Linked DNA regions of Homo sapiens: region 1 is linked to region 2. Evidence: read pairs that join two places in POLR2A ChIA-PET (ENCODE). Cell type or tissue: Caco-2. All regions are shown on one strand. Links, peaks and the distances in the headings refer to the core of each region. The heading gives the core; the rest is flanking DNA.

Region 1 (15,326 bases), core at 4,624-12,623, 61 kb before region 2:
CTGCATACGTCTATCAACGACTTGGAGGAAGATGGTGGCGTGGTGCTGGAGATTATTCTCCTTGGGGTTCTTCACATGGCAGGTGTATTTGCCCGTGTCGCTGAACTCCAGGTCCCTCAGCACAATGGAAATGTTGTTCATCTTCTCCTTAGTAGAGCCTACCAGAGTGATGCGGTCATCGTCTTTCAACGTCACCTTGGGGTCAGACTTCTCATTCTTCACAGTCCCCTCTATGAGCTGGTGGAGGAAGGGAGTTGGGGTGAGAAAGTAGCCGAGAAAGAATCGGGGTCCTCAAGGGTCATGACATCACACCAGCCCACTCCTTGGATGCCTCCCCTGTCCAGGACCAGGAAGAGCCTGTAGTCACGCCCTGCTCCTTCCCCCCATGGTTTCCTCTTCCAGCGTCAATAGCTCTGCCTGTCTAACCTGAATTTTACTTGTTTCAGGCTAAACCCATTTCCTTTTATTAAGGTCTCCCTGGAATGCAGCACAGCTCTTACTGCTCTCTTCATAAAAGCCTTTTACCTAATGACTCCTGCAAGCACCGCACTCATCTCCCTCTGTCACCTCCCACCCAGCCTTTGCTGACACCATGTCACCTGCCCAACTGAATTTTGGCCCCCTGTCAAGACCTGGATCAATCCCACAGCTCTGCCCGTCAGCACCCTCTGAGGTCAGCATTTAATTATAACCAGAGTTGGTCTCTTGTGGCTTCCCTGTGAAAGTCTCAGGTTGGATCCCCCACTAGATTGTAGAGTGAGTACAATCTAGTGAGTTCACTCCCACCCCCACCGCAGCCGCGCCAATGCTCCTGCAGCTCTCCCTCTCTTCCTCTCTCTTTTCCCTGCCAGTCCAGCTTCTCAGCCCTTCCCTCATTCAGACTCTTCTCATTCCTTCTCTCCAAGCTTTCCAAGGCCTTTCTCTCTCCTGTTTCTTAGACTAAACTATTGATTTTTAGACAAGCAATCCAAGCTCCGGGTGTTTCTTAAGACCAGACAGAGGACTCTAGCCAAGAATTCCAACAGTCCCCGAATTCTGGCAACACGATCTAAGCATCTCTCCCAGTTACATCCTTCCTGGCAGGCTCTGAAAAGAATACTGGGAGAAAGGGTGGCAAAAGGTGGGTTCTGGGGACCATCGCAGTGGGTCTCAGTCCAGAAGGGACCAGAGCGTAGGAGGCGAGGCATGGGTGAGGGAGGCTGGGCTGTACTGTTCTTCCTCCAAATACTTACAATCTTGAATGCGTCACTGCTGTTGTAGGTCCACCGGAAGTGGAGGTCCTCGAAGCCAAAGCAGCTGGAGAAGGTGCAGGGCAGCAGGATCTCCGTGCCATTGACAGCGTAGATGTCGGTGGCCTTTCCCACAGACACCTCCAGCGACAGGGTTACGGGGAGCAGGAAGAGGCCTGTGTAAGGAGCACCGCCTCCCTTAATAAAACCCCACCAGCCTGGAGCTCTGGAAGGGGATGCTTAGGCAGGGCGGAGTAGCTTGGCCAGGCAGGTAGGTCTCTATCACCCTCAGTGCCAACCTCGGGAGGATGGCTGTCTACTCCAATCAGCACCGCCTGGGCCACCCTCCATCATTCTCCATTTCTCCCCTGGAAAGGACTGAATTCTGGACCAGGGAGTAGCCCTTGTTGCGCTCTGGATGACCACCAGGGGTCACCCCAACCCAAGGAAACAAAGGCCTGGCCACTGCCGCGAACCGCGCCCCGGCTCCGCCCCTCACCTGGGGACGCAGTGCCTGGAAGCGCTCCTGCCGCACCCACTCCAGGACGCGCAGGGCGGGCTCCCTTCTGTTTGCAGGGGAATTCCCCTAGGACAGTACGCGCCTCTCGCCAGGTTTTCAGGACTGACGGGCGGGGCGGTCGAGGAGGGGGAAGAGCCGGGTCCCGTAAGGTGAAGAAGAGAAACGCGGCCGCCGCAGTCCCGGGCCGCCGTCCAGTAGCCTCTCGTTCCCCCGCCCTGGAGGCTCCTCCCTGGTCCCCAGGGGCAGAGAGGCAGAAGGACACGTTCGGGCTGGACCTCGCTGGGCCAGCCGAGTCCGACGCCCTCTGGCCGCCAAACGGGACCCTGGGAACCGCAGGAAGACGGCCTGGCAGGGGGGAACACGGCGGGGGTGGGGACCGACGCGGGGCTTGGAGCTTGGCAGCCGCGGGGGCGCGCGGGCGCAGCCAGGGTGGGAAAGTCAGTGGCAGAAGACACCCTGGGGAGGGATTCCGGGCCAGCCCGAGTGCACGCGCGCGGGGGCGGGACGGGGAGGGCGCTGGACCCGCGGTCCCCTCCTGAGCCCTGCAGCCCGGCCTTCTCGCCACACTCCGCCCCCTCGTCCCCGAGCGCCCCCAGGCTTCTTTCTCACGCTTCGAACCTCCGCCCCAGCACTCCGATGCGGCCCCCTCCGCTGGGACTAGGCCTCTCCACTCACGGCCTCCAAACTCCCGCTCCGGAGTCCTTGTAAGGGGGCCTGGTTCCCCGCCACCCCGCCCCACACACACACCCACCCCCAGTCCTGCAGATGCCCCAAGGAAACCCCACTCGCCTCAAGGTCGGTGGAGGCGGGGGCGGGGAGGGTGTCTGGAAGTGGATGCCTGCCTCACCTCCTCCCTAGAGGACACTGGCACCTTCCAACCCCACTCTCAGGAAGGCCCTCTGTTGTCTAACTTAATTCCCTGTTCTGCATCATAAACCTCTTGTTTTGCCCCCACCGGATGATAATGCGTCTGAGCAATGCTTTTCAAATGACAGAAAAGGATCTCCAAGGACAGCAGGCAGCCCTGCTTGCTCAGCTTCTTCCTGTGCCCTTAGCTTCTGATGACAAAGTGAAGTGCTTATATCCCCCAGCCCTAAAATCACACCCCGTGGTCCAGTAACCCCATCGTGATTCGGCCATTGTCGCTAACAATAGTACTAGCTGATATTAACTGAGCATCTACTATGTGCCAGGCACATTTCATCCTCACGGCCTGTCCTATGAGTCACGTACTATTATAGGTCCACATTGTAGGTGAGACAACTGAGCCTAGAGAGGTTATGTAACTTGCCTAAGAGACCCAGATCTACCCACCAGGGCTCCAATTAGTGCTGGGAAGTTATTTCAATTAGCCTTTATTTTTGGCCAGCTCCTAGGATTTGTGGCCAACCAGGATTTGTTCTAGAGCCATGGTTTTCAAACTTGAGAGCGCATCAGAATCCCCTGGAGAACAGTTACGGCTGGCTCCGCCCAGCCCCTGGAGTTCTGATTCAGGTCTGGAGTGGAGCCTGAGCTTTTACATTTCGAGAAAGTTCCCAGGGAATGCTGTGCGCAGGGACCACACTTTGAGAACCACGGTGCGAGAGGATTTGTGCATACTAACTACGACTTTTATTAGAATGCTCAAAGGCAGGTATAATGTTCCCATTTTATATATGATGAAACTGAGGCTCAGAGAGTTGACTTGCCCAGGGCCACAGAGTAAATGGTGAATTTGAGACTGAGCAGTTACTATAGGATAGGAGAGGTATTTTATATACACTGTCTCATTTAACCCTCATCATAATCCTATAAGTTACTATTTTTATTCCCAATAAACAAATGAGGAAACAGGCTTAAAAAGATTACCTTGCTCATGGCCACACACCCAGTGAGTGGAATAAGCAGCGTTCAGATATTAGCCCCTTTCCACCACTCTGTGACCAACCACACTCTCCAAGAAAAACACTGCTATCAGGGCTTAGCACTCCATAGAACTCCTGCCTTTCTGTTTACCTCTGCCCTCCTCCGCCCCATCTCCCCCAGAGGTCTAGGGACAGAAGCCAGACACAAGATCCCACTCTCCAGTCTGCAGCCAGCACTAGAACCTTTTGGTGGGAGATACCAACTCTGCTTCCCACCCTCCACAGCCCCCACAAACAGGAAGTGAATGCAGAGCAGTGGACAGGGAAGCTGTCAGACAAGGCAGCTTCCTGATAGCTAATGGCCTCCCTCAGGGCACCAAGGAGTGTGGCAGCTCCTCCTCATCAGCATACCGGTCCAGGAATCAGGGTCCTGGAGGAGATGGGGGAACTCAAATCCGTGCCCAAATCTCCCCACCTCAACCCTAGCCAGAAAGAGATATTCAAGAGCACAAAAGATGCGTGCGAAAAGGAAATCTTATTGATTGCTTTAAATAGAAGCAAAAACGAGCAAAAGATGGGTCCAGAAGAGAGGGGAACACTGTATCTTTAAGGTCTGGCTCATGACACAGTACACGTTTCTGCCTGGTTTGTGTGCACCTATGTGGATGACTTAAGTCCAATACACTCAGGACTCTGCAAGTGAAGCATTGCCATTTCCTCAGTAGCTGGGAGGGGAAAATGAAAACCGGCAGAAATGGTTTCACAGAGTCCAGAGCCCTGCCCGAGTGAAAGCATCAGAGAGGGTGGGCAAGCCTGGCTTCTTCAGTGCACAGCCCTCCCAGTCGGGAGTCATGCAGTCCTGCCAGTTATGTCTGGGAGGGTCATGCACAAGAAAGCCGAGGGGCCTGCCTCCCATTGAACTCAGTGTCTCCTATGAGGCTGCTCTGGGGGAGAGGGGGGAACCAGGGGCAGGTGTTGGTCCACAAAGGCCGCCGGAGGGCTGCTTCAGGATGACCAAGTCCAGAGAGGACTGGTGAGCATGCGCAAGGCAGGCCCCACTCTGCCAGCTGACCTTGAGAAAGTCAGAGGTGCCACATCCGGTGTGCATATCCCCAAGCCAGGGCAGGGATGCCTCTTTCCTACTTCTCAAGCTTGGTGTGAAGCCAGAACAGGAGATTATAAAACACAAGAGGGGCCGCCGTGAGTGGGCACCCTGCAGGTAGAGGAGGGTGGTATTTGAAAGGGGAGCAGGGGACAAGGGTGTCCCTCATCACAGGTAACCAGGGCACCCCTAGCTTCCCTGAATAACCAGTGTCAGCCAAGAATGTCTCCAGGCCATTCCCACATTGATCTGTATTTTCACCCTCTACCACTTCTTGGCTTATTTCCATGTGGCCATTTCCCCGGAGTAAAGAAAGCCTTGCTTTGCTGTTTTCTAAAGTTAATTCTAGAATGTTAAAGTGTACGTGTGTGTGTGTGTGAGAGTGGGGGGCCTCTTTCCGGCATTGTGGAATTGAGGAACAACTCTTCCCAGTCCTGATCCTGTGGAATTCCATCCTGAACCCCAAAATCTTGCTTTTCCTCACTAAAAAGCCACTCTCAGAGCAGCCATTTTCTTTGCCTTCTCTGAAGTCCTGGCCCCCTGCCATCCTCATCTGGGGTTTTGTCTGAGGACTGACTCAGGATCACTTTTGTTAAAGTGGAAAAGTATTCAGCACATGCAAATCATATTATTAAATATTCACACCAGCAGGAATCTTATGGCAGCTACCATATATCCCAAGGCAAATGTGGAGGCAGAAAACTTTCCACCACCTTTTCCCACATCCAGGGATCACTCACAGCCACCCCAGGATGCGGGGAGGAAAGAGGGGCAGGCTGGTACCCACTCTAAATATAGCTCTGAGGGCTTGCTGGCATGGCAAGTGGACACACGGCTGACTTTAATAGGGAGGCTGATACACTCTGGCCCAGGGAGAGTTAGAAAGGCTCAAAGTTAGAGCTGGGGGGCAGAAAGTGGGCTGAGGCCAGCAGGACAGGACCCCTCCTGGGGTGCAGGCCCTGGGGGCTTTGGGAGGCAGGGATGGGCCAGGTAAGGCCCCTGGGCCCAGAGACAAAGGAAAGATTTCAGCTTTCTCTCCCTAGGCAACCTACCTGCTTCCTGCCCATCCCCAGGAGCTTTGCTGGTATGAAAGCATGCCCCTGAGACAGCATGGGATGCTCAGTGAAACCAGCTTTGCAAACAAGTCCCAGCAGCATGCCTGTCCCTCCTCTTACAGGCCAGAGAGCAGGTTGTGTTGGCACGGCCCACCCCTGGCTTATGCAGAGATCCCTACACCTCCTTGAGGACTGGCAGCAGGGCAAGGTGGTCTGCTGTGCCCAGTCTCCCTCTCATGCTGATCCCACCAGAAGGGGGCCAGTCATAAGAGCTTTGGAACTCCAGCCTTCTCTCTCAGGTGCCCCCACAGGCTTGCACCTCCAGCAGGTTCAGAAGGAGAACTAAGCATGTTTTCCAGATTCAAACCCAGGATTCCAGATTCAAACTCCCTCCACTTCTCCCCTTTCCTCTCTTCTCCACAGTCTCCTTGCTTCTTCTTTCCTTTTTCTTCCTCTGAGTGGGACTGAGCACCCTCTCCTTAATTGCATTCTCATTAAACAAGCCCTTAATAAATACACACCAGGGGAAACAGGGTTGTGCAATAGAGCACCCTCACAAGTGATAATTAAACACAGATCACAGCAATTAAGTAAATGGGGGAACAAGGAAGGAGTGGGCAGGACAGAGATATTACCAGTTACATGCTTAGGAAGAGATTGGAAAGCACATAAACCTCAATGGCAATAATATAGCCTTGGAAACTGCTTCTCAGTTTAAGAAAAGGGTATTTTGTTAGGTTATCAAAAATCACTTTGGTCTCAGTCTGTGAGACTGGGTTTGATACGGGGAGAGGGGAAGAGGACTCCTGGGAGTTCACTGCTCTGTACCCAGTCTCCGAAGCTGTGAAAAGAGCCGCTCTAGGCCCCTCAAGTCTTTATCCTTCCACACTCATGCCCCAGAGCCTCACTTATTCTTCAGCCCTAAGCACAATCACTATTTACCTTCCCCCTCACCAGACTTGAGTTAAGTGGGAAGCAGCGTGGTGTGACAGAGCCCAAGAAACTTAGATTCTGTCCCACTTGGCCATCAATTGGCCATGAGCCCCTAGACAAGTCACCATCCCTCTCTGGACCATGACTTCCTCATCCCTAGGAGAGTTCTGTGCTCTGCTTCCCAGAGTTGCTGCCAACTCTGATGTTCCCAGGGAACACCTCCAGTTGGCTGTCCAGTCGTCTCTGTATCTCCCCCACTGGACTGAGAAGCAAGGATGTCATCTATGTCCCAAGCTCAGACCAATGCCCCTGTGAGGGCTCAGTCAGTATTACCTGGTCAAGGGCCAAAGGGACTTTGGTTGGAGTCCCTCTGCAGACCAGAGGGGCAGGGGACAGAGCAGATGAGGCCAGTCCTGGGGCCTGCAGGTCTCCCACCTACAAGTCACTCTGCTTTCTCCTGGGCTCCCAAAGGGTAGCTCAGAAATTCATCTAAACCTATATCAATAGGCCTTAGCCCCTACCTGGTCTATACAGCTGAACAGTCCTTGGAGAAGGTGGGGCTTCCACCTGGAGCAATGTACCAAGACTGTGCCTACAATCCCCCTTACACACGTGCACACACACACACACACACACACACACACATCATTTTCAGGGCCCTCTTGGTTGCCCACAGAGGCCTGGTTCTATGAGTATTCTAACAAACAAGGGACTGGCATCCCACCACCCAGGAAGGTAAGCCAGAGGTGTGAAGTGGGGTAGTTTAATGACTGGCTGAGTTTGAATTCCTCAGTGATCCTTTACCCCTGCCATTGCCACCATGGGGACCTGGGCTGATCTGAGATGGGATGAGGGGAAGTAGCATGGAATGGCGCTGTGCCCACCCTGTGAAAAGGAGCCTCAGGCGTCACTAAGGCCCACTTCATTAAGGTCACTGTGAAACCAGCATGACATCTGTGCCAAGGTACAGGAGAAAACAAGGGTGTCTTCCATCTAGCGGTACAGAGGTAAATAAACATCCCAAGTACAAGAAATACTCTCTCCCCTCTTCACCACCAGGCACCAACCTGCTAGATCTGCACACAGTTTACATTCGCAGAAACAGTAGCCACTTCCCTTATAGGGTTCTGTCTCCCTGTTTTCAGCAGAAATACCTACACCGTGTGTCTTACCCAATGCAGGGAGCTGCCAAAAGCCAAATCTGACCAATATAAACAGGAAGAGATGCCGTTGCCAGAGATGGAGTCGGCTTACATTAAAGTCTGGCTATGATTTATGAGGAGATTACATCCTGGATGAATAAATATCATTCCCTAATCTCTTGGAGTTTGACACTCAAAACTCTCATGTGCATATTAATAGATATTAATAATGCTTCTTCCTCCGTGTCCTCTGGACATGTCTTCTCTGTCTCCATATTCACTTCAAAAATGAAGAGCCAGGAGCAGGTCAAACAGGTCTTCCCTACGGAATCTCTTTGTAGGAAGAGAGACAAGGCCGTTCCTAAAGGGCCTTGAATGATCCCGCAAGCCCCTCCAGCCCCTTCCAGCTTTCAGGTGCTGCTGTAGGGAAGGCAGTGGCTCCTGAGGGAGGTACAGGGCAGAGGAGCAAAGCAGGAAAAGGGCCCAGGAAGAAGGGGACTCCCCCACCCCCAACTGGTGCATGCCTGGTGCCTGGGAAACAAGCAAACGGCTCTGGGCCGGGATGGAAACCACCATTCCAACAGTCACACGTGCAACCCACCTGGTATCCCCTGCACTCAAGGCACGGACCCCCCTCCTCCAGCATCCTGAACCTCTGAACTCTGGAGACCCGCGCTGCAGCCCCAAGATCCAGCTCCAAATACCTGGAGCCGAAGGTGCCAAGGACAGCAAAAAAACTAATCCTGAGACTGGCGGGCTGATGGGGTAGAGAGGGACGCACACGGTCCCCAGGGAGCACAGCCTATGAACCAGGCAGGAACCAGGCAGGAAGCCGGCGGCCACCATCCTCATTCCGTGCCGCACTCCAAAGCCCACCCCATCCAAGGCATCTTCCTTCTCGAGTGTCCCCTTCTTTGGGGGTGGGGGGAGGCAAGAGAAGAGACCAAGCTGGGGCTGCCTTACCCAAAAGCCCAGTGCCCAGCCATCTCGCCGGGGCTTTGCCTCCGTCCCCAGCCCCGGGCATAGTCCTGTTCTCTCCGGAGCGCGCGGGGGTCGCGGGGATGGGATACTGGGCACAGCCGCGCTCTCCGCCCGAGGTCGGCGTTCGGCCACAAAGCTACCCCGGAGCTCTGCGCCGCCGGTCGGGGCTCGGGAAAGTTAGCGGGCAGAGAGCGAGAGGAGGGGGAGGGAGGGAGCGGAGGGGGAGGCGCGCTCGCCCGCTGCTGGGAGCCGGCTGCTGGAGCAACGGCGGGAGGGAAGGAGTAGGAGGAGCCGGAGCAGGAGCGGGAGGAAGACGGAGCGAGCGCAGCGGCGAGCGAGGCTGCGCCTCTGCTCTGGAAGCGCTCCAGCCGCAGGAGGGGCGGTGGCCGCCGCGTAGGCCGGGGAGCCCCCGCCCGCTGCGCACCCTGCCTGCCGCACCCCGCCTCGCGGTCCCGGAGCCCCGGGACCACGCCGTGCCCCCAACTCCCTCTCCAGTGGGGCTGGGCTGCTGCGGCTGGCACTGCAGGGCCGGCCTGCAGCCACCCGCATCATCCCATGCGCTGAGCTGCCAATTAGGAGCATAGTTCGGGGGGAGTAGAGGTGGAGCTTTTCGGTTGCTGGAAGACTGTTTTGCTTTGCTTGGGGGAACACGGGAAGGTTAGCGGCTCCCTCTCCCAGGACCGCCAAGGGACCGCTTTAAAGTCCGCAGCGGACGCTGCCGCAACGGGTGGGCGTGTGCGGGCTTGCCCACTGCAGCTTGCGCCTCCTCGGTGGCGTGCGACATGGCGCGCGTGCAGCCTCGGGACCCGCTCCCGCCACCTTCTGCCCCATCGCTCAGCAACTCCGGCGGTTGTTTTAGGAAGCCCGGAACAGAGCTTTCCCATTGCAAACTGCCCCGGCCCTCCCTTCCCCCACCCCCACGCCACCCCGCCCCACATTTCTCCATGGACCCCTTGGAAATCACCACGCTCCAGGTTAGGGAGCAGGTTGGTCCGCGCCTGGTCTGTGTCCTGCGCCCCATTTCACCCTCCCGCTGCACCCCTGCTTCTCATTTTTCCTACCTAGGCCGTCCCCCTCAGATGCTGCCTTTTCGCCCTCCTCCAACTCTCCTGTTTTCTTCGGAACGGCAGACTCCCTCGGCCTCCCTTTTGGGGTAGGGGTGGAGGAGTCCAGGGTGACAACCAGGTCAGAGGGCTGAGGCGAGGCTGTGAACGAGTAAGCCTTTTCCCAGACAGGCCCAAGTGAAAGAGTTTCACCTGAGCGGTGCTACTTGGGCTGGTGGTTCTGTAAATGAGTCGATCTCCTCCTCAGCACCTTTCCAACCATCCAAGACCCTCCCTGCATCACAGGCCCTCTTTACTGTCTAGGACTGGTCCGGACTGGGAAGCCCGCTCCCACTTCATGGTCTGACTTCTGCTGCAGGCACACCAACGCACCGCCTTCTTAACGAGGGGTCTCTGGGTGGACTTCGGCGTGATCACGGACCCCTTGAGGTTGCAGGCAAAGTGCTGAATGTCTGTTTGCTTTTTCAGGAGAGAGGGTCGCTGCCTTCCCTATAGTGGCACAGAGGCTCTGGCAGCGCCACCATTTATGACTGTATGGCTTTGAGCAAGTTACATGGTCTTCTGGGGGAGCCTCTGCTCCTCACCTATAAAATGGTGAATGCAATGATATTTGCCTCCTAGGCTTATTAAGAGCGATGTTACCCCTGGACCTGGGCAACAGAAGCCTCAGCCCTGATTTCTGGTTTTAAAGGCCCTCATTCTGGCCCTCCTCTGGCCATGCCCCTCACTGGAGAATGAGTCCATGGGACCAAGGGGGCAGGGCAGGTGGGGGCATGCACCTCCTCCCCTTCTAGACTGTACTCCAGGTATCAGGAACTCTGGAATTCCCTATTCCCCAGATCTGTCCTTTCAAGGGCTGGCCATATCAGGTGTGCACTCAAGGGCTAGAGCAGTGGGCAAGGGACAGCTGTATGCAGGTGATGGGGAGTGCATGTAACTTGACACACACCCTAGGCATGCACAAGAGCCCCTCTCACTACAGGACCAGAGAAGAGTGTGTACCAGAGAATGGCCTGAAAATTTCATTTTGGACATGGTTTTCCAGGTTATCATGAAGGAAAAGTAATTAAAGGCAGAGGATAAAACATCAATCTTAACACTTTGTTATCCTGATTAATATTTAGACATATGTATAATTTCCATTTGTACCTTTGCTCCAGGACTTGCAACATCAAAAGTGGACCTAGCTGTAAAGAGGGAATGAGATATTATTGCATGTAAAAGTGCTCAGCAGACAGCTAGGCACAGGATAAACACTCAGTACATTTGAACTTAAAGAGGTCTGTGGGCCCTGAGGCTAAGCCTCCCCATCTGTCTCCAGGTCCGCAGGCTTACCCTGTCCTTCCCCAGGAGGTCCTTGCACTAGATCCGCAGGGCCAGGCATACAAACTGACCACTTTATTTTTACAGCAGGGGTCATGTTTCTCAGAACCCTAGACTGAGGTGAGAGAGGAGGTGAGCCAAAGGGAAGGAAAGTGACCCCTGCCCAGAGCAGGGGGAGGAGAGGGACAGAGCTGCAGGGATATCTTTAGATCCTGGTGACAGGAAAAGATGGCCAACGTCCTCAGTGTCCTCTCCCCACCTTCCCTGCTACCTCACTGCTACCTCACCAGTTCATAGAGTTTGAAGGGTCCATAGGAAACCCTCATGCCTTAGGGATGAAGAAAGAGGCTCAGAGAGGTAGAATGTGTAACCCGAGGTCAGCTACACAGTTACTGTTAAAGTCAGCGTTAGAACCTCCCCCATTACTTGATTTCCCCAATCCACACCCCCAGCTTTCCTCTAAAGAACTCCAGGAGGGCTCCGCAGCTGGGCAGAAAGAGTGCTTGGGAAATGCATTAGCTTAAGGGCTAGAGGATTTTACATTTATAGAGCACTTTCCTCAAAAATTCTCAAAACCCTAGCCCATCGATCTAACTCAGAGGCTGCTACTGAGGATGCCAGGGGAGAGGGTGTCAAAAGGTCAGAGCTCCTTCTCTCTTACCTTTTCAAAACTATCTTTTCCAGGGGCCCTCCCTGATTTAGCACCTCTTCACCCAGCTCAAGAGTCCCCAGTCACACTGGATAGGGACAGGAAGAAACAGACACCACACCTTGGCTCCTGTCCCTTCTGCTGGAAGTCCCTTGGGGGAGGGCAGGGGTGGTATCTGGGTACACAGTCCCCAGCCACGGTCGGACAAGCCCGATTCCTGGTGATGGGGTAATGCACACGCAGCTCTTGGGTGGCCTAGCTCAGAAATACATTGAAGAGCCAGTTTTCAAAGATGCAGAGGCCGATTGGGCCCTGTGCCACAGAGTTGTCAGAGAACTGCCCGCTCTCAGGCTGCAGGAGACAAGGCCTAGATTTAAGGGGAAGGAGATTGTTTCCTTGGGGATTCGTGTAGGGTTCTTTGAAGCAGTCAGCCCAACAAAAATCCCCAGGGACCAAGCAACTGACTCAGTTGGTCTCCTTCTCCCCTGCCCTCCTAGGGAGCTGGATCTGAGCTAGGAAGGAGGGTGGGTGCCTGCTTTCCAGCAGGGGCCAGCCTAGAGAGGAATCAGCATGCCCCAGGGGAAGTCGGATGGGCAGGAATGGGCTGAGCTCCAGCTGCCAGCCTCCAGAGCCGCTCTTACACTGGAAGGCATTCACCCCCTGGAGCAGGATCACCTTGTACAGATGATCAGAGTGGGTACATGGAATGCTTCCTCCCCTGTCAGTTCTCAGGAAGGCATCGAGACCCTGTGCAGAGGAGGAAGGGCAATAGAGAGCTCCAAGGAGGTCTCCAGCGCTATTTTGAGAGGAGTTCCTCCTAAGTAACAAGAGCCTGGCAGGGAGCCTCCTCCCACTCTGGCTCCCCTGTTGCCCTTCCCCGCCTGCCTCCCTCTCCCTCCTCTTCCCCCATAAACCCTCGCGCTCCTGCTGGGGCACTGCAGGTAACAGAGGGAGCTCAGCGCAGCGCTGACTCGGCTCTTGGAGCTGGAGGACAACGGGCTCTGCAGGGAGCCCGCCTCCCCCCACACACACCCACCTCACAGCTCCTCCCCAGAACAACACCAAGAGGTGCATCTCGCCTTCCCCGAGCTACCCCCTGGTGGTAACCAGAGCCCCGGTCTCAGGATGGGGAAACTGCAGGCAGGAGATTCTCTACTTGCACTAACTTAAAGTTAAATGTCCACAAACCCTTCTGCCACTTGGGTAGGGATTGAGTGGACGCTACCTGGACAAACTTTTAGGAGCTTCCTCCTGCTGCACTGAGGTCTTCTCTCTACCCCTCCCTACTCACCACTCCCTTCCTCCAGCTCAGAGCACTGGCTTGCCCCTAGCCAGAGTCTCAGCGTCCACTGAAGTTTGGCAGGTGCCGAGGGGGTTAACAGGACAGCATGTACCAAACCAACCCGCAGGCACGCGGCTTAGCGGTCCAGCAAGGAACACCGCACAGAGTCCACCTCACACCAGCGAGTTGGAGTAAAGATAAACTCTTTCTGAATCCTTCTCCCAAGGAGAGTCGATCGCTTCTTCTCACTCCTCTCTGCTTTCTAGGGGCTCTGGGCAGAGGCAGGTAGGCAGCCACCTCCTCAATCCCTCCCTTCCTCTGTTTCTGTTTTCTGCCAGGTTCTGTCCAAACATCCTTTCAGGCTGAGATGGGTAGGGAGCCCCAGACAGATGAGCTCATTGGAAGGAGGAGGGCAGAGGGAGGAGGGAGCCGAAATATCCTGACCAGAGGGATGCTCACCGGCCAGTCCCGAGCTGGAGAGGGTGTGTGCCCACTTCCGGGAGAAGGTATGTGCTGCCCTTGCAGTAGCTCCGAGATGGGGTGAGTCCTGGACATCTCTTTACTATAGGCCACATTGGGGTGGGGTTTGAAGCCCCCGGACAGGGTGTCAACCACCCTACCCAGCACCCCAGAGCTATATTTCTCTCTCTGCTTCATGGATCACCATGGCCCCCTGCCTGCCCATCAAGGGAGGATGGTGGCTCAGGAGGGCTGGGAACTGGAGGCTTTGGGAAGGTTTGTCATTCATTGCAGCCTGCCGCTCACAGGACTGCCTTGTCAGCTGAATAGTCAGATGCCCTCCTGGCCTGGCTTTGAAATGGGCACCTGAGACAGACTGGCCAAGCCAGAAGCACAGCACAGCGCGGAGTACCCGGCAGGACTCCCCAGATGCTCTGGTTTCATGCATTAGGAGCATTTTAATGTGGGAGCAGTGGGTCTTGCAAAGTGAGGGGAGAGGGAGGATGTGGACCTGGAGAGGAAATGCGGCAGAGAAGGTGGGGGGCAGAGGAGAGGAAGAGAGGAGGCCTGGGAGCAGAGGAGAGTCTTCCTGAGTCGAGGGCAACTTAAAGTTGGAATGTGGCTCAGGCTGAAGGGGACGGGTGGGGACAGGGAGACAATTGTTTAGTAGGTGAAGCAGAGGATACACAGGCTTTTGGCAGGAAGGGAGTGGAGCGAGAAGCCAGGGGAGGAGAAGGTGGCCAGCAGATGCTGCAGCTGTTTGCACAGAGCTGTGGGGCCAAGGGCCAGGCCATGTAGGGGTGGGCAGGAGGGGCCCGCCGGGAAAGCGTGGCCTCTGCTCACACTTTTGCCCTTATGCTGTTGTCCATGGTCATTTTAGGGTTGGTTCCAAGCCACCCTTCCCTCACCCACAAGTGTTCGGTCTGCGAGAGCCCAGTTCACTGTCCTTTCTCCTGGTGTCATGTAATGGCTTTGGTTCATCAGGCCTTGAGTGTGAATTTGGCTCTGCTGTTTCCTAGCTGTGCCACCTTGTTTGTACACATACTTATAATACTGCAGAACTTTGTTTCCTCATGTGTAAAAATGAGAAAAGAATGCATTTGGACGGGGCCTTGCCCTAAGGATGAAGTAAGCTGATATACATCAAATACCTAGATCAGCACCAGGCACAGAGTAGGTACTCAGTAAACAGTGGCTCTTCTTATTGATCTAGCCAAGAGTCCCATACCTTCCTCCTTCAATGCCCTTCAAGTTCAAGATGGCCATGAAATCCACCCCTTAGCCCTTCCAGCAGGCTCAGCTCCAGTGGACAGCCTGCACGGGTATGAGCAAGCTATGGGGGGAGTTGAGGGAGATGTTGACAGATTTGGCAAAGCTGGGAGCACTCAGGGATAGGGAGGCAGGGAGGACTTGTATCTTCCATCTACAGTCTTGACTGGAAAGACAGGAGTTTCTGACCTGGCTGGTGGGCCTAGGAAGGCAAGCTAGACTTGGCCTCATCTTTGGAAAGAAGCTCCCCAAGGTCACCTGTCTTCAAATTTCCCACCCTCTCCCAGCGTATTTCTCACTGTACATAGAGGTTCACCCACACCCCCCACGTCCCCACCACTGATAGATCAGATACAGAAGAACCAGGTAAAGCGGTACAGGGGTATAGAGGGGACCTGGGGAAGACCACAACTGAGTAAGAAAGCAGAGGGCCAGACACGTGTGCATGTTTGCCGGTGTATGTGTTATACTTAT
Region 2 (15,326 bases), core at 3,168-11,167:
GGCCTTGGTACAAGTCACAGGACTCCTTGCTAATTAGGCCAAGACAAAAGACAGCTTTCTCCTTGACTTTTCTTTCTGTTTTAATCCTGCTCTCTCCTGCCCCCACCCTCCCGACTTCCCCTGCTTCTGGCTTTCCACCTCCTAGGCTCTTCCTTCTGACTATTGTACAAGCAGCTGACCCACCATATGTTTATTACATAAGTCATTTTAAGTGGCCCATGAAAAAGAAAAGAAGTAGAAAGACATTTCTGATTTTTCAGTAATGCTCTGTACAAATCAACCACAAAGTTGATTAAGCAATGAAAGGCAGGGTGGTGTATAAGGAAGACACAAGTCTAGGTCTTAAGTGCACAGAGTTCCTTCCAAAGAGTGTTAAGCAAAGATCACAAGGGAACAGAGTGCATAAGCCACCCTTTCATCCAAATTATTTCCCTGGGAGAAGAGTAACTTCCTGCCCAGCAGGAGAAATGCACAATAGGAGGAAAGCAAAAGAAAATATTATGAACTCTAAAATCTATGGAAGGAATTATTTTGAAAGCGATAAAAAAGTTACTCCAAAGAATACCAGTAAGGAAGCAAACTCCCTTTAAATCTATCAGCACATTAAGAATTAAACTCTATTTTTAAAATGCAATAATAACAACTGAACATTCTGAGTCCTTTCAATGCACCACCATGTGCTAGACACCCTATACACAGTAGATTAGTTAGTCATTACAATATTTTGAGGTTTGTATGACTACTCTCCCATTTTACAGAGAAGGAAAGTAAAGGAACCCAATGCCACATGGCCAGGAAAGGTAAAGCCAACATTTAAGCCCAGGTCTGAGTGAAAGGAAAGCCCGAGTTTTCTCACTCACTCTACTGTGGCACCCCACATAAGTAGAAGGATGGCTGATTCTAGAGCAAAAGTAGAGGACATTAATCTAATTATTATTTTCATCTATAGTATTTAAATTAAGAACTATGAAAAAAAGAATTGAAGTGGTAGAATCATAGAGAGACTATCAACTGAAGGGTAAACTTTGTAGAGAAAATTATAGATGACTACAAAAAATGGAGTTGCCATGTTGGTGGAGGCAACTTACATAAAGCAAGTTGGAGCACGGTCCACTAGGCAAAATTGTTAGGGGTTGGATCTATTCCCATTCTAGCTGGAAGAAAAAAAAAATACAGCTTGCTCCACTAGCCACTGGGGGAATATCTGACTATCTCTAACATTGCCCTAGCCTGTTTCCATGGATTCCTCAGCTCTTGAAATTGACTCCTTGTGGTTCCCTCTGTGTCTCTTCTAAGCAGGAAAAGGCTATGCTTGCATGGACAAGTGTTCAGGCATGGCATTAGAGACCAAAGGCAGAAAAAGGAAGCAAAAAGAGAATCCTTTGTAATACCAGCAATTTGGAGAGGCTGAGACAGGAGGATCACTTGAGCCCAGGGGTTTGAGACCAGCCTGGGCAACGTAGGGAAACCCCATCTCTACTTAAACAAACAAACAAAGCCAGGCATGGTGATGCACACCTATGGACCTAGCTACTCGGGAAGTTGAGGCAGAAGGATCACTTGAGCCCAGGAGTTCAAGGCTACAGTGAGCCGTGATCATACCACTGCAACTCCAGAGCCTGGGTGACAGAGCAAGACCCCACCTAAAAAAAAAAGAGAGAGAGAGAGAGAATCCTTGGGCACAGGCATCTGATTTGCTTCTTCTTCCTGGAGAACAAGAGCTTTGGAATTAAGAGAAAAATGACAATGAAAAAAAAGTAGGATAATTAGGAGAGGGGCCAGAGGCCACCTACTACAACTCCATTTTTTAGAAATCAGATTCAAGCAAGGGATGCTAACTCAATAATTTCATTCATTCCACAAATGCTTATTAATTGCTTACTCTGTGCCAGGGGCTACGCCCAGGCAAGCAGGGAAGACACAAGTGAATAGGTGTGATGAGTGTCATAAGAGAGGAAGGCAGGGTGCACCAGAGGAGCTCATTAATAAAGCTGGGAGGCTAAGGACCTAAGCTAGCTGCAGGCGGGAAATGGCCCCAGATTCTAGTTCCCTAACTACATTGCAAGCTCTCCTGGGGTCACAGACTGTTCCTTCTATTCCACACTCTTAAAGAATGCATCTAGTTCTGTGGCTTGCAAACTTTTACTTTCATTTATGTATTTTTATTTGTAAGTTTTATATCAATAAGCAAAACTAAATTTTAGAGACACTGGCTAACGTTAGTTTGGATATCATTAGTTTATTATAAAAGAGAGACATGGAAATTATTTACACAATGAAAGATTTCAGAACTCCAGTGGAATCAGTGTCTTCACATGAGGCTTTTTCAATAGTGATTTATTTCGGTATATATACTTTCCAAGAATGCCACCATTTCTAAATAAGAAATTATCCCTGTCGTCCAGAACTACTTTGGTGCCTCCATATTCTAGATTCTGGGGGAAGAATTTTATCTCCAGCTTTTGGGCTAACTGGTTGAATCTCTCCACCCTTTCCTTTAGAGCCCAATACAACAGCTTCTACAGTTGCTTGCAATACTTTTGAGATTTTTCTGGAAGCATAATGCCTCCTTTGGTTACAGTCTCAGCTGCATTCCTTTCAACTAATACCCAGTCAAAGAGGCGAAAAAAACTTTCTAAATGACTCGGGCCACCACAGCTTATACTCTCCCTTTCAAACTGCTTGCAAGCAGCAGAATCCTTATTCAGACCAAATCTTACCTGGCAGCCCAATGAATACAACAGGAAAAAGGAAAAGGACTTTGGTTGCAATGCAGGTGGGAGCCTAGGGTCCTACCCCTGCCCCGCTCTTACCCTTCATGTTCTTTGGAGCTTAAGGTTCTACAGAGCACAAATTTTAAAACCACCCACTCCTTCCACTTATAAATGGAAAAATAAAGTGCAAAGAAGAGTTAGAAAGATCTGCTCCTTTCTTCTTTTTTCTATTTTAAGAGACAGGGTCTCAGCTCTGTCACCCAGGCTGGAGGGCAGTGGTGTGATCACAGCTCACTGCAACCTCCACCTCCTGGGCTCAAGTGATCCTCTCACCTCAGTCTCCCCAGTACCTGAGACCACCACAGTCATGTGCCATCATGCCCAGCTATTATTATTATTTTTTTTTTATTTTTTATTTTTTTTAGACATAGGGTCTCACCATGTTGCCCAAGCTAGTCTCAAACTGGCTTCAAGTGATCCTCCCACCTCGGGCTCCCAAAGTGCTAGGATTACAGGCATGAGCCATCACACCCAGACTTTTTCTTTTTTTTTCTTTTCTTTTCTTTTCTCTTTTTTTATTTTAGACAGAGTCTTGCTCTGTCACCCAGGCTAGAATGCAGTGGTGCCATCATAGCTCACTGCAGTCTTGAACCCTGGGGCTCAGGCAGTTCTGCTGCCTCAGCCTCCCAAAATGCTAGGATTACAGGCATGAGCCACTGAGCCTGGCCTGCTTATTTCTTTTCTATCCCCCAGATCACCTAACATAGGGTACCTATAAAATACAGATGTAGCATCAATGTGGATAACTGATGAAAGGTATTAGGGCATAGTAAAAAGAACATGGACTTTGTTGTCAGAGGTGCCAGGGTTCAAGTACTATTTATTCCATTTAATAAATATGTGTCCAAAACATATTTGGACATATATGTGAACAAAACATCCTTCACAGGGCTTTTGTGAGGGGGAAGTGTGTTTAAAGTAATAATACAATAATTATCAATATTTTATTTAATAAAATAACTCTATTTTTATTGACTGAAATAATTATGATCATTTTTTGAAGATTCACTCTGTGGTAAGTACTTAGCCCAAAGGCTGGCATTTACTCAAGATAATCAGTTTCCTTGCCTCTTGCACATGAAAGCTCTTGCCCCTTGGCCCCTCTTTAAGTAAGCATTTGCGTACCTTTGGGCTCCTCTGGAAGCACATGCAGTACCACCGCCTTCTTGAACACCTGGCTCTCCCCTTTGAGGCGGATTTCACAGATATAGGTTCCCTGGTCAGCCTCTTGCACATCTTGGAGCAGGAGAGAGCCATCATTGCATAAGATGTCCCCCATCAAGTGTACGCGGTTCTGGAAGCGCCCAATAGGCACACTGAGATTGGAGTAATAGTATAGCACATATTCGTCCTGAAGGGCAAAACAGTGTTGGAGACAATCAAAAGAGGTGCCAGACCGAGGAGCCTGGATCCCAAAGACTCTGTTATGTGGGGGCAGCAGAGCTATCATCATGATCATGATCCAAAAGCATTTGGTACCCAGTTAATAAAAATAATGTGCCAGGCAACAGTCTAACTTGCACAAGCTCTGCAACTCCCTTTCTACAAAGACAAATGGAGAAATGCAGTCCACATTTTATTTCTTACAGTTTAAGGTAAAATATAGCACCCACTCTGAAGATCACTCTACGGTTTTTAACTTACAACTTTTGAAAACCATCTCTCATTTTCACCCTATTTTCTGCCACAGCCCCGGATTAGATGGCATTCAAATGCATGATCTATTTTCACTAGTGCTGTGGGTGGTGTTGGCGTAAGAATTCCAGGCATGGCCGGCTGGCTGCCACTTTTCTCATTTCTACCCTCCTCCCGGCAGCAGTATCGTAACACAAAAGGAGTCATCCACAGGGAATGGTTCCAGGCTGGGCCCTGGGGAATTCTTTTGTTTTTGGTTTTGGTTTTGTATTGTTTTCTTCTGTCACCCGGGCTGGAGTGCAGTGGCACAATCACAGCTCACTGCAGCCTTAACCTCCTAGGCTCAGGTGATCCTCCCACCTCAGTCTCCCAAGTAGCTGGGACTACAGGTACATGCCACTGCAGCCAGCTAATTTTTGTGTTTGTTTTTTTATAGAGATGGGGTTTTGCCATGTTGCCCATGCTGGTCTCAAACTCTTGAGCTCAAGTGATCACCCCGCCTCAGCCTCCCAAAGTGCTGGGATTACAGGCATGAGTTACCACACCCAGCAGAAATTCTTATTTCTACTTACACTATGGGTTTATCCCTCGTATAAAAATAAAGGCCAATAAAAATTTGAATGAGAGTAGCATTATAGGGACAACAGGGAATGTGCTCTGAGCTACAAAAACAATATTTTGTTTGCAAACATTAGGACTTTATTGTTAGTAACAAACTACTTGGGATGTTTTTCACAAATGATCCTGATATACGAGTATCTATACAGACTGTCTGATGAGGCTTAATACACTGTTCCTCACTCCAAAGAGCTCCATGAAAGAACCTCGCCCACCATGCTGCATCTGCTAATCCCAACACTTTAAGCAGCCACAAAGGAGAAAATGATGATTCCCCAGCACATACATGGAGCAGTGAAACACTGAAAGAATCTGTCCTCCTCCCCACCCCAAAAAAGATCATTGTGGTATAGTTCTTATGCCTAGGTCAGAGCTCTCCTTTCTAGAACCTCGGAATTTACCCCTCTCACCTGCTTCTGCTACTTAACAAAGGGTAGAGATAAAGGAAGGAAACTCAAAGAATTTCATGTGCAAGAACAAGGAACCTCTCATTTCAAGTTTGTGTCTCCCATCAGCCCCTTAACTACTTGAAAGGTAAGCATTACCATTATTGTAATTGCCTTCCTCTTCACAGCTCAGGAAGCTAAGATCAGCAAGGTTGAGTAACTTACTTACCCAGCTGATAACATAACCAAATTCCTGAGCTAGGACGAGGCCCAGTTCTGATAATCTCCAAAGCCCCGGCTCTTGCAACACCTCCTGGTGGCACCTGATGCCTGACTCTTACACCACTCTGTCCTGACACCAGCAGTCAGGGGCTTCTATTACATAGTGATGTTTCCCCCGCGTTACCTTGGCGTGCTCTCCTGGTGACAGAGTCCAGTCTATCTTGAATATACATTTGTCTTCTGTGCTCTGGAAAACACATCCCATCAGAGCTGAATCACCCACATGGACTGTTAGCTCAGGCGGGGAAACATTCAAGTCATTCAGGCCCAAGGAATAATCTATAGAAGTCAAAGGCAAGAGGACACATCATTTAGACAAATACTCTCAACAACAAAAATCAATTCCAATCATGGAGTACTAAACACCCCTCTCCCTGGATGATCCAACATAGACAAAGTCCTCGGAGGCATGTTCAAAGGCAGCATGGCATCCCTGTCCTCTAGTTACCTATATGGCTCATCAGAAGGATTCTGCAATCTTCATACTACAATAAATGCTATCTGGCTCCCTCCTCCTATCCAGCCCCTTACACTTTTCTGGAATTCTTCCTCCCAACCTTTCTAAAGAAATAAGGGAAACCCCAGAAGTCTCTCCTTTCTGATCATCAATTTAGAAACTCACCTCCACTTACCATAACGACGAAATGGGTTGTTCCTTGCTCTTAAATCTCCCACTGGTTCCCTCTCTGAAAAGGGACCTTTTGTTTACTTCCTCTTTTCCCTTTCTTTTAGTTCCTTTACAAAAGCATTTGCTGGCTGATTCTGGCTGTAGGGCAGGTCCTTGTAATTAGGCCACCACAGAGCACAGCTTTCCTCCTGCATTTCCACTGTGTTTATCCTCTCCCTGCCTCACCCCTCCAGCTTTGCCATCAGCTTTCCAGCCTCTAGGTGCTTCACACAGGGACCCCTGCCCATTATCTCTATGTTGCTCAAGCAATTTCGAGCGGTCACTACAAGAAAAAACCATTACATGGATATTTCTGTTTTCACAAGATATGCTCTATGCAAAGAGACAACAAAATCAAGAAAGATACATTTAGATGCTGCCCAGTTCATATCAGAGAAGAGCCAAGTGATGGGAATGAACAGAAAATGTGCCAGTCTTTTCATCCAAGCTGTTTCCCTGAGAGAAGACAGTTAACTTCCTGCCCCAACAGTAGGCTCACACAGCAGGGAGGACACAAAAGAAAACATCGACTCTAAACCCTTCAGAGGGAATTATTTTGAAAGAAATCAAAATTAGCTCCAACAAATATTTGGAATTTTCCTGTAAGGAAGAATTGAGCAGCTCCATGTGTGATTGAAAGTGTAATAAGCGAATTTAATATTAAGAACACTGTGTGTAGAATTAAATGAAGGACTGCTAGGAAGCAACAACAGCAACCAAAGCAAAGAGAAACTGATGTTTGAAGGGCAATCTTGGTAGAGAAACAGCTGAAGAAGATGAGATTTTCTGCAAGAAAGGAAAACCTCTCCACAAAAAACTACAAAACCCCCAGTGCCACCAAGTCACCACATACAGGGGTTGGACTGGTAGCTCTCTGGATCGGAGGGCAAAAACCTGCAGGCTGCTCCACAGACCTCTAGGAAAATGTCTAAATACCTTCTGAGATCATTATAACCCTGCTTCTTTGAGAAAAATTATCTAATGAACACCATTTTGGTGTGCGTGCCTGTGTGCATGTTTGTACACACTCTGGATTGCCTGGAATAGGAGCAAAGGCAATCCTGTTGTATACTTTGCTGAGTCAGGGTTTAAATTACTGTCCAAAGTTCAAAAAATAATAATAAAGAGAAAAAGAAAAGGCTATGAGAGCAAAGCACCTGATTAATTTCTTCTCCTTCCAGAACTACATCCATGGGATAAAGAAAAAGGCATGGGGGAAAAGGATGAAAACCTAGAAACCAGTGGAGATGAGCAACGAGAAGCTCAGCACTTAGGTGGAGGCATAAACAGGAGACCAATCTGGTCTGAGGAGATGGCCAGGTCAGGCTCCTCAGAAGGAAGTGGAGCATAAGGGGAAACCTGAAGGGTAAGGAAGCATCGGGCGGGCTTGCTAGGTTGAAGTGCTGGGAGGAAGGTTCCAGGCAAAGGAAACCACCATAAATTGGGAAAGAGCTCAGTCCATTTGAGGAACCACAAGAAGGCTGACATGGCCACAGTATGAAAAACAGCTCTGGGTCTCTCTTTGGTAATTTCAGTTCCTGATTCAAGGCGAACTGTGGTTTTAAAGATAACAATTTAAAGTGCAGGAATGCCACAGAGAAACTTTCCCTTTGTCACGTAAGAGGGTCCCAGAACACCCTTTAGGACCCAAATGCATTCTGTTTCTAATGGAAACAGGAAGCTTCAGCTTCCCAAGAAACCATAAGCTAGTTGGCTTCAACAACAGCTGCTTCAACAAAACTGTGAAGTTCCACATTAGGGTTTCCATCTTCAACAAACCCAAGGGAATCGAAAATATGTAAAATTGGCTTTTAATAATGCACAGAACTCAGGAGAAATCAAATACCCCACGGAGTCCCTTAGCTTCTACTTACCCAGTAACACTGGCAGCAGGATGAGTTTCAGTGGGCAAAACATGCTGCTCTCAACTTTCAAATCTTAAGATAAAAGAACAAAAATCACAAAATCATGTCAAGAGAAGCTCATTAATTTAAAAAACCAATAGTGAAGGACTATACGGAGCAGCCTCTGTTTGAGACACTGGTATGCAGCATTGAACAAGAAAAACAGACGAGGTCCCAGCTCATTTGCAGTTTGTATGCAGCGGGAGGTGGAGAAAAAAGAAGCAAATAAATGAATGAATGAATAAGAAAATACCAGATGTCAATAAGTGCTATGATGAAACAAAACAGAGTAGTGTTTGAAGAGTCACTTGGGGGCTGCTTTAGATTGGCCATAAGGGAAGATTAGATGAAAGTTGCTTTTCAAGAGAAAAAAAGCAAATGATTGCAGGATGCCCTTGAGATGACAACCCTAGATTTTCCACTACCTGTATGTTTCACACAAACAAAAAATTATAGGATATCCAGCCTGAAATTTTTCCCCATCTCTCCACCTAAATTAGAATTACTACTTTTTTGGGAGGAAGAGGTTGGGGGAGGGAACAGATTCTCACTCTGTTGCCCAGGCTGGGGTGCAGTGACGTGATCTCCAGGGCTCAAGCAACCTTCCTGTCTCAGCCTCCTGAGTAGCCGAGACTACAGGCATGCTACACCACACTTGCTATTTTTTTTTTTTAAGTAGTAGAGAGGTCTCACTGTGTTGCCCAAGCTGGTCTCAAACTCCTGGGCTCCAGTGATCCTCCACCTCAGCCTCTCAAAGTGTTGGGATTACAGGCGTGGGCCACTGCACCTGGCCCATGGTGCACTTTTTATCTTATTTTTCTTTTTAACTTTTTAAAGGCAGGGCAGTGTGGCTAGAATGAGAGTTGGGCTGTGCATTGGACAAAAGTATGTGTTTGATATGCATGTTATCTCTGTAGTATTCATTTCATTGCATTTACCAGCCCCTGGAAAAGGATTCACTGTTCTACCAAACACCCCCAAATTTTCTTAGCTAAACAGAAGAACCCTGACTCTCAGGAGTTACAGTGCAACCAGTCTTGAGTTCCCACCTGCTACTGCTCCTGGCCTCAGCCGTGGTCTTTACCCCTGGCCACCCTGCCGCTGGGGAGATTCCACCTCAGAATCTGCTAAGAGGAAAGATATGTTTTTTGCATTAACAGCAAGGTACCCCACCCAGCTCTGCTAGGACATCTGGCACATACGGTAGCCATTTTAATTAATAAACATTGATTACTTGGCCGGGCCTGGTGGCTCACACCTGTAATCCCAGCACTTTGGGAGACCAAGGCGGGCGGATAACGAGGTCAGGAGATCGAGACCATCCTGGCTAACACGGTGAAACCCCATCTCTACTAAAAATACAAAAAATTAGCCGGGCATGGTGGCGGCCGCCTGTAATCCCAGCTACGGGAGGCTGAGACAGGAGAATGGCGTGAACCTGGTAGGCGGAGCTTGCAGTGAGCCGAGATCACGCCACTGCACTCCAGCCTGGGCGACAGAGCGAGACTCTGTCTCAAAAAAAAAAAAAAAAATTGATTACTTAAGACATTCCTTAATCGTATTCTCCAATCAACAAAATCCTCTACCTGGAAAATCAGAGTCAAGCTATTCAAGGAGGTTCCTACCTCAGGTCCCACTTACACAGAGAAGTCAGCTGATCTTGCTGAACCTGTTTCCTTGCCTTTAAAAGGGATTGATAATGAAAGGATCTAATAGTATAACGTAGATAACAGTGCTTTGAAAATAGGAAGCATTACCATGGAAGATTCTTTATATAGATAAGAGTCAGAAACAGAGTTTGTAGCTTTAGGGGAGATTTCAGGTTCTGAGCTTCTACCTTTCTAAGAATGGCAAATGATGAATCAGAATGAACAGGAAACTTAAGTTTCCATTTTTGAACCTTGTTGTAACAATGGGGATAATAATTACACTGAGCCAGATATATCAGGAGTCACATAGATTCCCCTAAACAAAAGAACCTCTAGTGAAAACACAGACCTCTCTCAACATAAGCAAAACCCCATTCCTGCTCCGTGCCACCCACCTTGCCCCATACATACATGGATGAAGGTCATAAGGGGCTTCCTTTATGGTGTGTCCTAACATAAGTTCATCACATCTGGGACATCTGTTGCCTTCCCCAGGGAGTTGGTTGTGCTCCCTCCTCTGCCCAGAAAACAGCACTTAGCAGTGGGACATTCCCCCTGCAGCTCACCAACCGCATGGAGGAGTAATGACTAATTTATATGTCTGCCACCAACTCAAGTCTGCAGACTCTAAAAGGCAGCACCATACGTGCCTTATTTAGATGTGTGTCCTGTTACCGTGGGGCAGCACCGGCAAAATGCCTGGCATATACTGGATAAATGCTCATAGCTGACAATGTGACCATTAAGTTGAAATCAACTTAAAGGCATCTTGCAGCAGTCCCCGCTCCACTCTATTCTAAGAGGAAGCCAGCGACTCTAAAAAGATTCTGAATCTTGGCACTAAAGCCGAGTAACTCAGAGCCACATCCAAACCATCTTCAAACAAATGCTAAGAAACATGAGTATCATGAATGGAAAACGCTCATTGTCAGTCCTACATACTCGGATGCACCTCTAGAACTCCGTGAAGACAGAAGCAATGATTTTAGCGGAAAAATTACTAAAAGTTTTTTTTAAATGCTCTTCTGGGCTCAGATCTTCCTTTAACCAACTCTTTGATCTTTGGGAAAATCACCGGGCCTTGTTTTCAATATTAAAAGATCAGACCTTTTTCTTAATATAGCAGCACACTAGAAATCAGTAGTTGATGTGTAATAAAGCAGAGAAGGTTAATGCCAGGCCCTGGGTGCTTTACACAGTAACTCATTTAATCCTCACAACAACCCCATGAGGTTTTACAGATGAGGAAATGAGGCAGAGAATGACAATGTGACTTGCCTAAGAACACAGAGCAAGTGGCAGAGCGAGGATTCAAACCCAGCCATCCTGGATCCGAGCCTGTGTCTTTGCCACACTATGCTCTTCCTCCACATTTGAGAAAGTAATCAATATTTTAGAGCAAAGCTTTTCTGAAGTTTATTTGTCTAAACAAGATTAATCTGTTCCTCCTGACTGAATGGTCTACCAATCCACCTTGCTCAGGCCTTCACCCAGTTAACACCTGCTCCTCGCTCACATCTCAAGTTAAATATCATTTCCTCGGGAAACCTCTCTTCAACCACTCATCCCAGGACAGGTCCCCAAGCCACATGTCTTTTTTTTTATTTTGAGATGGAGTTTCAGTCTTGTTGCCCAGGCTGGAGTGCAATGGCACGATCTCAGCTCACCGCAACCTCCGCCTCTCGGGTTCAAGTGATTCTCCTGCCTCGGCCTCCTGAGTAGCTGGGATTACAGGCATGAGCCACCATGCCTGGCTAATTTTGTACTTTTAGTAGAGACAGGGTTTCACCATGTTGGCCAGGCTGGTCTCAAACTCCCCACCTCAGGTGATCCACCCACTTCAGCCTACCAAAGGGCTGGGACTACAGGCGTGAGCTGCTATGCCCGGCAGCCACATGTCTTAATAGTACCTCTACCTTTCCTTTAGGGCATGGGCCACTATGTCTAATTATCTATTTATTTGTGTGCTCATTTAATTAAGACCCTGCTCTCTACCTCCACCCCCAAGACTATAAGCTCCATGAAGCCAAGAGCCATGCCCATGAGCCACCACACTTCCAGTGCCAGCATGGTGTGAGGTACGGGGACATCCTCAGTAACTACTTGTCAAATGAGTTCATAACACCTTGGACATTTACCAAGAACACTATTCAAGTTTGAATTTCCTAGTGAGTTGACAGATATTTGCAAATTCCTATCTATATATTCACCAACACCCACAAATTCTGAATTTTATATATACATATTTAGCTGAATAACAAAATTCTGGTTGCATATGTAGATGAATAAAATGAATTTCAGTTTTAAAAAAAATCCAGCAAAAGCATTCAGAAGCACCTTAAGCACCTTGATAATAGACACCATTGACATTCACAACTTCTACACTGCTTCCTTCTCTTTCCAGATACTGATTTATCTCCTCAGCAGATGTTTGGAGATAATTCTCCATAGTAAGTTATCTCATCTGTTGGCCAAATATTTTGACCTGAGCTCATGGTTCTTTCACAGTATAAATTCTGGCAAATACCTTCTGTCCTTCTAGGGGGTTATAACTATCAGGATCTTCTTTTCTATTACTAATAGTGTATGGGGGGTTAAAAATGGGCAAATGGTCTGAACAGACATTTCTCAAGAGAAGACATACAAATGGCCAACACATATATGGAAAAAAATGTTCAATATCAGTAATCATGGAAATGCAAATCAAACCCACAATGAGTTATCATCTCATACCAGTTAGGGTGGTTATTATCAAAAAGACAAAAAAACAACAAATGCTGGTGAGGATGCAGAGAAAAGGGGACTCTTATACATTATTGGTAGGAATGCAAACTAGTACAGCCACTATGGAGAACAGTATGTGTGTAGTCCTGTTAAGTAAGCAACAATGAGGAGGGGTCCCAGCTGGGGAGGACCCAGGTGAGGAAGAACAATGAACAACTGTTCTGAGACATAGCTAATCAAACAACCTGAGGGCACAATGACTTCTATGGGCACAATGACTTCTTTCACAGGTAGCCCCCTCCAGCACCACCCTATAAAACTTCCCTTCAGCCCCTGCCTCTTTGCAGACAGTGCCTTCTCTGCTGTGCTGCCCATTACAACCTTGCAACATGTTTTCATACCTTCTCTAATAAATCTGCCTTTCTTTCCTATGACTGTCTTGGTAAATACATTTGCTGCCGGTGACATCGGCCCTAGCTAGTCACTACCCGCAACATTTTGGTGATCCAAAAGGGGATTGCTTGGGGACCTCTCCCCTACTCTGTCCCTTGCCTCTCCAACTCCACTATCTCAGTGAACAGCATCCAAGTTTGGAGACAGCTGAAGGTCCTGGCCAGGGCTGCTCCCTGTGGACCAGAAGGTCCTGGTGAGAAGTCACCACCCAATCAGAGTTTGCTTTCCTTTTCAGTTTTCAACTGAAACAAACTCTAGTATCCCTCTGGTGACTTATGACAACTGACCAGGGCCACTTCCTGGTGTGGCCTGAAGGCCAGGGGCTGAAGAGTTTTGTCTGCCTTGCCCGGGAGAGAGGAAAACCCTCTCCTACCTTTTCTGGTCAAAAGTCCCTCTATGTGTCACAATTGGCACACATGGTTTGGGGAACTCAGACCCACCTCTTTCTCACTCTAAATTCTCCCCATGAAGACAGGCAAACCTCCTGCTCTGGATGTTCCCAAACTAGGTGAGCTCAAGCAACCTCAGAGCAGTGAGTCTCCCCATTCACCTCCCCTCTCCTCATACCTGAACCGATTATCCGGTGCAAGGCCCCAGTGCAGAGAAGTCTTTCTGATAGCTGGGATGCCCTTTAGAAAGTGCACCCAAGTCCATCAGTGGATGAGAGTGGAACGCTTTTCCTCAGCGAGAAGCCTCAAGAGAAAGCAGTTTGTGTCCCCAGCGGACATTAGCCCCCAGAGGTTGGCTCATCATTTTCCAGTCCCACCATGGGACAAATCCCATCTGTTCCTTCAGACTCACCTCTGCATTGCATCCTAAAACATTGAGACAAATTTAACCCTCAGACTCTCAAAAAGAAACATCTACTTTTCTTGTGTAATACAGCGTGGTCCCTATGCAAAGAATCCTCAACTTGGCCTCCTCGATCTTTTATAACCAAGAGCAGAATAAGGAGGCCAGGGCTAAGGAGAAAGAAAAATGCAGGGAAGAAAGGCAGGCTCAATTGTTGGCTGATTTAGAAGCCCTCAGCTCCCTCCAGGTTGCCCTAAGGACACTCCTCCAGGTAAGTGCCCTCAGTGCAGATGGCCAGGCCACTGGAAGGCAAACTGCCCCAATGGGATACATGGGAAAAAGCCCCGCACAGCTTGTACCCTCTGCCACAAGCTCAGCTGCTGAAAATGGGACTGTCCTGAGGGCTGAAAGACCCTGAGGACAGAATTCTAGCCCCTGATGGCCTTAAAATGAAGTGGGCTCTCTGCCCCCGCTGAATTCCAAATCACAGCAAAACAAAGCCAAGGGTGACTCTGGAGGTGGCAAGTAAAATTATCAATTTCCCCTTGAGTTCAAGAGCTCCCTGTCATAGAGATGCCTCCTCTACCCCTTTCTGGAAATACCTTTTGCTTATATGGTAAAAATCTGGAAAATCACTATCTGGAGTTTAACAGGCTTTTAGATTCAGTCACCATTGGAACTGAGTACACCATTAAAAGGAAAAGGCAAAATTAAAAGAAGCATGCGTAATAATTACATGGCTAGTCCTAGAAAGTTCTCTTGAGCAGTTAAAATCCTTTGCAAGCTTGAAATGCTCTAAACTCCTCCCGGAAAAAAACAACAGCAGTTATCTTGCACTATAGTTCACTGGTCCCCAATCTTTTTGGCACCGGGGACAATTTTTCCCCATGGAAAACAATTTTTTCATGGAAGACAATTTTTCCACAGACCAGGGAGGGTGGGTGATGATTTGGGGATGAAACTGTTCCACCTCAGATCACCAGGAATTAGATTCTCCTAAGAAGCATGAAACCTAGATCCCTTGCATGTGCAGTTCACCATAGGGTTCATGCTCCCGTGAGAATCTAATACCCTCGCTGATCTGAAAGGAGGCAGAGCTCAGGCAGTAATGCTTGCTTGTCTGCCCCCGACTTACCTCCTGCTGAGCGGTTCGGTTCCCAACAGGCCATGGACCAGTGCCAGTCTACTGCCCAGGGGTTGGGGACCCCTGCTGTAGCTCAACTGCTAAAGCTTTGCCCTCTCACAGTGGTGCCCTGGGTTCAATTCCTGGCTCCAAAAGTGAGTCTTTTGTGGTTTAATCATTTATTGATTCTTTTCCCCTCCATGGAGAGCTCCTAATTTCCTGTCTTGAAATTTTCTTTTCTCTGAGTTACCTTTGGGGCAATTCTAGATCTTGTAAATTGCTTACCATCTCTTTGGAGACACCTTGTGTGTCCCTGTTT

What was found. ChIA-PET counts read pairs that join two places held together with the same protein. Peaks named below come from ENCODE experiments on the same cell type or tissue, not always from the same donor. Only the 100,000 strongest peaks of a DNase experiment are listed, where the experiment ranks them.
Region 1: POLR2A ChIA-PET joins it to region 2 with 11 read pairs; 4 of 35 experiments call an interaction of 5 or more read pairs at or near these places.

The regions. Positions count from the first base shown.
Region 1 is chr11:118,143,825-118,159,150 of GRCh38, forward strand. SCN4B (sodium voltage-gated channel beta subunit 4) reads right to left here and starts at 8,999. Exons shown (of 5, transcript NM_174934.4): 1 at 8,789-8,999; 2 at 1,233-1,405; 3 at 9-237. The coding sequence starts at 8,849. RefSeq lists enhancers at 1-1,179, 1,396-1,595, 9,617-10,117 and a silencer at 2,016-2,085. In Caco-2, for the core only: no CTCF peak of the experiment used is centred there; a DNase peak (open chromatin) is centred at 9,077; H3K4me3 peaks cover 1,063 bases; H3K27me3 peaks cover 379 bases.
Region 2 is chr11:118,206,588-118,221,913 of GRCh38, forward strand. JAML (junction adhesion molecule like) reads right to left here. Exons shown (of 10, transcript NM_001098526.2): 2 at 8,237-8,299; 3 at 5,820-5,974; 4 at 3,900-4,125. The coding sequence starts at 8,279. It also overlaps the pseudogene HSPE1P18. Among named protein-coding and RNA genes, the nearest start is that of JAML, 11 kb to the right of the region's middle. RefSeq lists a silencer at 5,687-5,981. In Caco-2, for the core only: no CTCF peak of the experiment used is centred there; DNase peaks (open chromatin) are centred at 5,734, 7,376, 7,728 and 9,913; H3K4me3 peaks cover 203 bases.